2 separate regions of the Homo sapiens genome follow, and region 1 is linked to region 2. A link is a contact called in ENCODE Hi-C data. All regions are on one chromosome and are shown on one strand. Each heading gives the region's core, a stretch centred on a gene start or an enhancer-like site at or near the end of the contact. The rest is flanking DNA. Distances are from core to core; before and after follow the strand shown.

Evidence for each region. Hi-C counts contacts between places; a loop is a spot of excess contacts on that map. Pooled maps may share reads with other maps.
Region 1: a loop to region 2 is called in a map of Panc1, with 3 times the contacts of the local background. The contact joins two enhancer-like sites. A Hi-C loop is called at or near these places in 1 of 168 maps with a recorded cell type or tissue (Panc1), 8 of 37 single-sample maps with no recorded cell type and 4 of 50 pooled maps.

What each region holds. Positions count from the first base shown.
Region 1 is chr17:41,339,194-41,343,321 of GRCh38, reverse strand. No RefSeq gene overlaps it. Among named protein-coding and RNA genes, the nearest start is that of KRT33A, 9.6 kb to the left of the region's middle. Within about 2 kb of position 1,646, at least 4 of the 41 ENCODE cell types and tissues checked have a DNase peak (open chromatin) inside an H3K27ac peak, as active enhancers do.
Region 2 is chr17:40,907,829-40,911,430 of GRCh38, reverse strand. All of the region lies in intron 1 of LOC105371777 (a long non-coding RNA gene), which reads right to left. Among named protein-coding and RNA genes, the nearest start is that of KRT20, 24 kb to the right of the region's middle. Within about 2 kb of position 1,415, at least 8 of the 41 ENCODE cell types and tissues checked have a DNase peak (open chromatin) inside an H3K27ac peak, as active enhancers do.

The DNA of each region.
Region 1 (4,128 bases), core at 397-2,896, 430 kb before region 2:
GTAAGGCAGTTGCCTTTGAAGAAGGGAGCAAGGCCAGGGCATCGGGAGTGATGAGTAGGGGAGGAACAATCAGCCTGTATGTGTGGGCAGTGGCCAGGGTACATGGGGGCTCGCCAGTTCTGTGGAGGATCCGATTTCATTTCAAGGGAAGAGGAAAGCCTTGGGAGAGTTAAAAGGATGAATTTGATTGACACTTTTATTAAAAGGAGTGCATTGGCAGCTGAATGGAAAATAGGTTTACTGAACACTAACATTTAAAGTTTCAGGGTAGTGGATGACAATTACAAGTCAGGTATGTCTTCTTTTATGTTTCAAAGAAGAATCACTGACATCTAACAACAACTGCTCACATTTCTCATCAAAAACAGGAGAGTCTGGCAGCAGGCACCAAAAGTCCCAAGAATGGCTCCAACTATAAAAGGATATGAGGATGACATGATCTGTCCCTTGTTATTGCAAAATGCACACTGACAACTTGATGAAGTTATGTGCCAGGCAGGTGGGCCCCGGCCCCACCAGGCTCCTCGCTGAGCCTGCTGCAGGTGTGCAGAGGTAGCTTTCCCTCACTCTCACTTTTTTTTTTTAAACTTGTAGGGACAAGCACAGGACTGAAATGTAAAGTGTAGGGGGAGCCCTTGAAACTATTGCTATGGAATAAAAGATGAAATGCTCCTGATTATTGTAAATACAAAGTTGCATGCAGGATTGTGTAAAGACAATGCCAGGCTGGACTACCAGAATAAGCCAACAGCGTGTGATGTGCTTCCCCCTGCAGAGTCTATGAACGGAAGGGCAGGCAGGGATGTTTCACATCACCAAGATTCCTATCCCAGAAAAGCAGATGTTCATAGCTCTGAGAACGGAATGCGACCCTTGAGGAGAGCCTATAAACGGACGCATGAGGGGTGCATGTTCATATGGATAAGATAGGGCTATAAATGCCCTCATCTTGCCACAGCTCTTCTAGGCCTCTTTAGGGTTAAGGCATTCTCCCTTCTGAGAATTTCTGGTCTAACCTGTTGTCTAGCTTCACGTCCTGTTTCTATGGATTGTTTGTAACCAGCTTTTGCTGCAACTGTTACTGCTGATTAATATCTTGCTAATCACAGGTTATGGAAACACTGTGTTTCTGTTTTAAGGCTCTGTTAGAAATTACTGATGCACATACTATATTGTAAATTCTTATCTCTGTATATTGTACTTCTGCATACAGATGTTATGTTAAAGAATTGCTTCATCCCCATGTGACCATCTCACCTCATAATCAAATGACCCGAAATCCCTCACTAACCTACCCCCACCCTCACTAAACTTAATAACAAATGCTATATTTATATCCAGTGCATTGGTGGCATCGCAGGACCAGAAGGCGGTGACCCCCCGGACCCAGCTTTCACTATCTTGTGTGTGTCTATTCTTTCTCAACCTGCCAATCCTCCTGGGAACAAAGAGCCCCATTGCATTGCAGATTGCTGGCCAGATCCTGCAATAGTAAAGCCTAGGGAGGATTTACAGCCTCCCCAGTCAAAGATGTATTTACAAAAAATTCAAACACTTGCTCAGCTGCGGCCTGGATGTGATGGCATCTACACAAGATGACTTCCTGCAGCGGCACAAATGAAGCTGTGGGGGATCCCGACGAGCTAAAGCTTGGGTGTGGCACATGGGAGTGAATGTGTTTAAAGTTTTAAAAGTGGTTAAAAGGTGAAAAAAGAAAGGCTAGAAACCAAACCTCAGAAAAATCATGCATTTGAAAGTGACTGCTTTAGTTTTCAATCTGGTTTCAGTCTTGTAACCTCTATCTGTATCTCAGCCTGCATTGTGTTACTATGCTTTTTAAGCCACGGTTTCTTAAACTGAAAATGGGAGACTAATAACCACCTCACTTTTTTTTAAATAAAGGTAGAATCAGATTATGTTGCAAAGATGCTCAACCCAACCAGATACATCATAAGTGTCCAGTAAATGGAGTTCCTATTCACTTCCTTAGCAGCCCTGCATTCTGACCCCTTTCCTATTGCTCATCACAGGGTCTCCACAGCCTTGAGAATAAAAGGTTTTGCTCATTTGAGTCCTTCAGTAACCAGGTGAGAATCTAGTTTCAGGTTCTCTCAAATTGAGGGTTGTAGAAGACAGGCCAGATGGGACAAGAAACTGAAGAATCTGAGCTCGAGGGCTGAGAATCAGAGAGAAATGAATTCAGATGTGCCTGCATGCATCTGTGTGGGTCTGTGCACCTATGCTTGTGTGTGTGAGTGCAGGTGTGTGTGCGTGCTGTGTTAGGAGGAAGATGGCTAATTATGATTATGAAACTGGTGGTATTTTTGCTGATTATAACAATCAGAATTTTCAAATGGAAAGATAAAAGTAAAGCACAGAGCTGGTGGTGTCAAAGTCATAGGAATTTTAGTCACTTTATGGGAACTGGTTTCCACTTATGCCTATTTTCTACACAGGAAACCAACAATTAAGTGTATCATTAAAGGCCTGGGTAAAATTTAACGTGTTTGTATTTCCTGTTAATAATTATTTCAGACCTGCACATGCTGACTTCATCTTGGTTGGTTGTGGAGGCTGACTGACTGCTGGCTGCTGTGAAACATGAGGGTTACCAAGACCCTGAGAGCAGAGGGTGTGTGGTCCATTGTCAAAGAGCCAGGGGGACACGTGGGAGGGTCACTGCGGGAAGTGACTGCAGGCCATGCATGGTAATGCACAGGTATGACCAGCACAGAGGGACATGCCTCTAAGAAGGGTGCACTCTGGGGGCAGGGAAAGGACATAGATGAGAGAGTTTGAATGCTTTCTTGGTAAGTGCTTAATTAGATTGGTTCCCCACGGCAGCATTTTATGAACTGAAGTGCATAGACACTTCAAGGGGCTATAAGAGGGAAAATATTCCATGGGTTAGAGATGGAGAGAGGAGCATCTAGAATTTTGCAACTGAGCTTTAGTGAGCTCTGTTTCACATTTGGATGTCAAGGATTTTAGAAAAGCAGATGTCTGCCTCACTGCTGTCTGTTTAACTGAAGGTTTACACTTGTGCTCTGAGATTGTTACTAAAACAGAAAGAGGAAGGAGAAGAAGAGGAGGACGAGGGGGAAGGAGAGAGAATGAGTGAGGAAGGAAGGAAGAAAGGCAGGGAGGAAGAAAGGAGGAGAAGAAGAAAAAAACAAAATGTCTATTGCAGTTGTCTTAGGCATTTAGTGAATTGTCAGTTTTTTTGCTTGGTCGTTTTTTGTGGCCCTGTTTCTGTCACTACCTTGCCTTTGTCTCCATTTCTAACCCCATGTTCACCCCTTGGATTTAATGGTAGATCCAGCTTTTCTGGTTCTGGCCTTGGGTGCCTCCAGGGCATTATTTGCCCCTATTCTCTCTAGCTTTTCCTAATTCTGGCCTTTGATGCCTCCTGATATATGCCCCCATTCTCTCTAGCTTTTTCTGCTCTTGGCCTCTCAGCCAGGTCTGCAATAACCCCTGTGCACCATTAATGGTTTAGAGAAAGGCTCTCTCTCTGGGTGGATGCAGCCTGTAGGTGCCTGATTTGGCAAGCAGCACATAAGCTCGTCTCCATCCCACCCTGCAGCTGGGTGCTCTTGTGCCTGGCACAGCTCATACCTGCATATTGCTGCCTTGGAACAACCCATGCAGCCAGCTCAAAACTTCATCCCTGGACTCCATCTGGCCATTGTCCCTGCTAGATTAGAGCTTGAGTCAGACAGTTTAAATAATTTTGAGGAATTCTCTCATTTTTTAAACTGATCCTTGTGGTACTTTTATGGCAGACGTAAAGTAGGCACACAATAAGTGCTCAACAAATAATTAATAATCTGCCTGCCTGAAATGCATAACCTATTTAGGGCAGATGAGGAAATGAGGCATAGAGGGGTTGCTTGAGCAATACTATGCAGCAAAAAATGTTTTTGTTTATCAACAGAAGACGCACTTAGGCAACTGAGAAGAGCAGGAAACATGTGGGTACATGATTGTCTTTTTTCTAATGAGAAGGGAGTAATTCTTCCTTTTCTCAAACTTGACGCTGTTCTTTGAAGGCAGTATGTTATTCTTAGATTAACAACCATGACACTCATAGGATTAGACGTGCAACTTCATGGTGAAAGAACTTTG
Region 2 (3,602 bases), core at 166-2,665:
ATTCTCCTGCCTCAGCCTCCCGAGTAGCTGGGACTACAGGCACATGACACCATGCCTAGCTAATTTTTGTATCTTTAGTAGAGACGGGGTTTCACCACGTAGGCCAGGATGGTCTCGATCTCTTGACCCCGTGATCCGCCCGCCTCGGCCTCCCAAAGTGTTGGGATTACAGCCGTGAAACGTCGCGCCCCGCCTGTGCTACTCTTAAAGGATCCAAAGGATATCTAGAAGGGATTCACGTGCTCGTTTGGGTCCCACAGTACATCGAGGTTTGGGAGCCTCTCAGATATTTGCTTCCTGTCCTCAATTTTGTTTGGGTGCCTCCAGTAACCTCTGATATTTATATAAAACTATCTCACTGTAAAAGGGGCAAAGACCTAGTCTTCTGCCTCCAGGGCTTCTCCTGTGGTCATTTCTCATGTCCTCGCCATTGTGTCAGCCCCAGCTAAATGTTTCTTCTACAGGAGGAAAGGGAGCATGTAACCTCTTGCTCTCAAAAATGGAGAGGGGAAGAAAAAGTTTAAGATGGGTAAAGAGAGACTAAAACTGCAGGCAGCCGTCTTGTTTTCTCAGTCTCCCCTAAACCCACTCCAAGCTGGACGAAACCATCTGTTCACAGAAAAAGTACAAAGGAAAGAAGGGTTTGAGAATGTCAGGTAGTAGACAAAAAAGTTTCAGTTCCTACCCTTACAATGATCCCTTCTCTAAGAGCTGGCTCCCTTTACAAGACAACTCGTCAGAGTTTATTTCTGTACTGGCATTTATGTCTTCAAGGCATCCAAGTATCTTGTGGATCTTTCAACAGATCAAAAGGCAGAAAGAAAAATGTTCTTGGATCAACTCCTAGAAAAATCTGAAACCAGATTTTCCTGAGATATTTCAGGCCAGTCAGTGCCTGTCAGCTTTATACTGTGGCATCTTTCTTTTCAAATATGGATTAAACCCTGCGATGAATGAAAAGATTAAAAGCTCATCATTCCAGCAGCCTTAGTTTCTAAATTGTTGTGCTATCTCCTTAAAAACTTCTGTGCATTTGTATCACGCTGTCTGCTCTTCGGGGCCACTGCTTGTGTTGCAGGGAAGACACAAAGCATGAGAGTTCCGAGCAGTGGGCAAAGATGCTTGTCAAGAGTGTTATAAGGGGGACCAGGCATTGGGAAAGGAGTTGAACCTGAGGGACTTTCAGATTCGATTATTTTCCTCTTAATCGGAGAAGAGTTTGAGTTTATAAACAACATAAAATAACAGATATATGGAAGATACTGACGTTTTGGAGGGCTATCAATAAGATAGGGCGTGGCCAAATTACAAATAAAGTTTATTAGGACACAGTCATGAACGTTTGTTTGCATATTGTCTACAGCTGCTCTTGCACAAGGACAGCAGAGTTGAGTAGTTGCAACAGTCTCTCCAGCCCACACAGCCTAAATATTTATGACCTGGCCTCTACAGAAAAGAAAAAAAAAAAGTCCATCCCGTACTATAGATATTAGAGCAGGAGAAAATGAGTTGAAATTACAGCAGAACAGTCAGGCCTATCTCTGTCAATATCTCTGACAATTGAAGGGGGCAGGCTATTAAATCTAAAGTTGAGAGGGCCTTGGCCCCTTCGCATGCTATTAAAGATGACTGTGGGTCATTTCAAAAACACCTGGATGGTTTAGAATAGGTGCAATCATTTAAAAGATTGAAAAGCATCTGCTTTTCCCCCAGGTAATTCATGTTTAGGGAACAAGTTAAAAATAGAAGATATATTTTGCTTTTCACTTTTAAAATTGTATAGCTTCCCAAATATTTTTCAAGATAATTGGTCAGCTGTTGCTCACTCAGAAGTAATGCTGTTCTTGGTAAAATGCCAATTTGAACAGAGAAAGAAGGATGGTAATGGTGACTCACAAACCAGTTTCACCCGGAGCCTGGGAGAGGGTGCTGCGGCCTTTTGGAATAGGAAGGCCACGAACACCCCCTGCTGGCTATAGGGCAACATAAACCCGAACTCATCCTTTTTCCTGATCCAAGGCTCGGGTTGGACAAAGATCAACCATACAAGTCCTGTGATGGAATCAAGGAATATCAAACATTCATAATTCATGCCCAAGGGATGGTAGCATCTTGAAATTCAAGTAGTTTGTGTTACATGTACAGCAGCAAAGAACCACTACTAAAACAAGAGATAACCAGGTTTTCAATTATCTCCCTTAAACCTCCTAACCCCATTTAAAAAAAAGTTTTACACTACAGCCTTCTACATCTCATTAAACACAATTCCTGTAACAATGAAAAAAGAACTTTCTTCATCGTTTGAAACAGATCCTAGCCAAGGGTCTTGTTCAAAATAGTTTTAATCATATGAAATTGCCAGGATCCTACTCTGCTGACCCCTACAAAAGGCAACCTGAATAGAATTAGTCGGTCGACAATTGACAAAGATATGCAGGAGAGCCTGCAGCTGTGATGAGGCTGCCCTCCTTGACTGATGGACACAGGGATTGTAGGCTAGGGACTCAGGACACAGCCCTCTGTCCTCACAATTTTCCTGAGCCTCCTCTGAATTCCTCTGACTGATGAAAATAGAGGCTGGGATTTCAAGTATCTTTTTCTCATTTAGGCAACCCTGCTCCACATGATACATAAAAATTTTTAATTAAGCTGTTTTTTTTTTTCCTTTTTAACACCAGTGTCCCAATAAAGAAGCTTCAGGAAAGGGGAAATGTTAAAATCGTGATCCTGTCATTGCCTCACTCTCTGAGGCTCTAAGAACAGGAATGTTTGCTAATAGATGGAGGAAAGGCCCTGTTGACTGTAACTGTGGGACTGCATGGGGATTATGCTACACAGAGCAGTGGAAGTTGAGGACTGAGGCTGGGATAGATGCAGACTGTGTCAAAAAAAACAAAAAAAAAACAAGCATTAAGAGGTCAGGGACTTCTGACTTGAAATCACAAGGGTCTGAGAAGCAAAAACATTTTAAAAGGTAAGAATACTAAGCAAATTAACATGTGGACTGGTGCATGTATCTAAATTTTGCAATAAAATCAATGTGAACCTGGGTTTCATGACCACAGTGGCCCAAATAATAAGCCCTTCTGTTGGCCCATTTTTCAGAGGAGTGTCACCCACACACACATGAGTTATAGGAAGAGTCTGAAGTCAAATAACAATTAAAGAAAAAGGGTAGGACAGCAACTCAGTCCCACAATTGTCTTTTTAAAATTAGGCAGAAATTTAAAAGCAAATTCTAAGTAGACTAATTTGAAGGATAAAGCGAGGAGAAAGTATGGGTGCCCATACCCTGAGCTCATCAAATACTTTGATCTATTTCTTAAAATGCCCATGAGGACTTAAGGCAATGGACTCTAACTTAAAAACACAAAGAACTATGGCATCTGATTTTTCAGACTTGAAAACACTGTGACCCAATTCCATCCTCCAGGATATGAACACAGCACGCTTTATAATTCAGTAATAGCCTGAATTATATCCTTAGCCTACAACATTACGTCTCCCAGGAGATTCCAATATGCAGTTTAAGGATGAGGACCACTGGCTGAAAGGTTTCTTTTGAATCTAATTATAATTCAATATAAAACTGGGGATAGAGG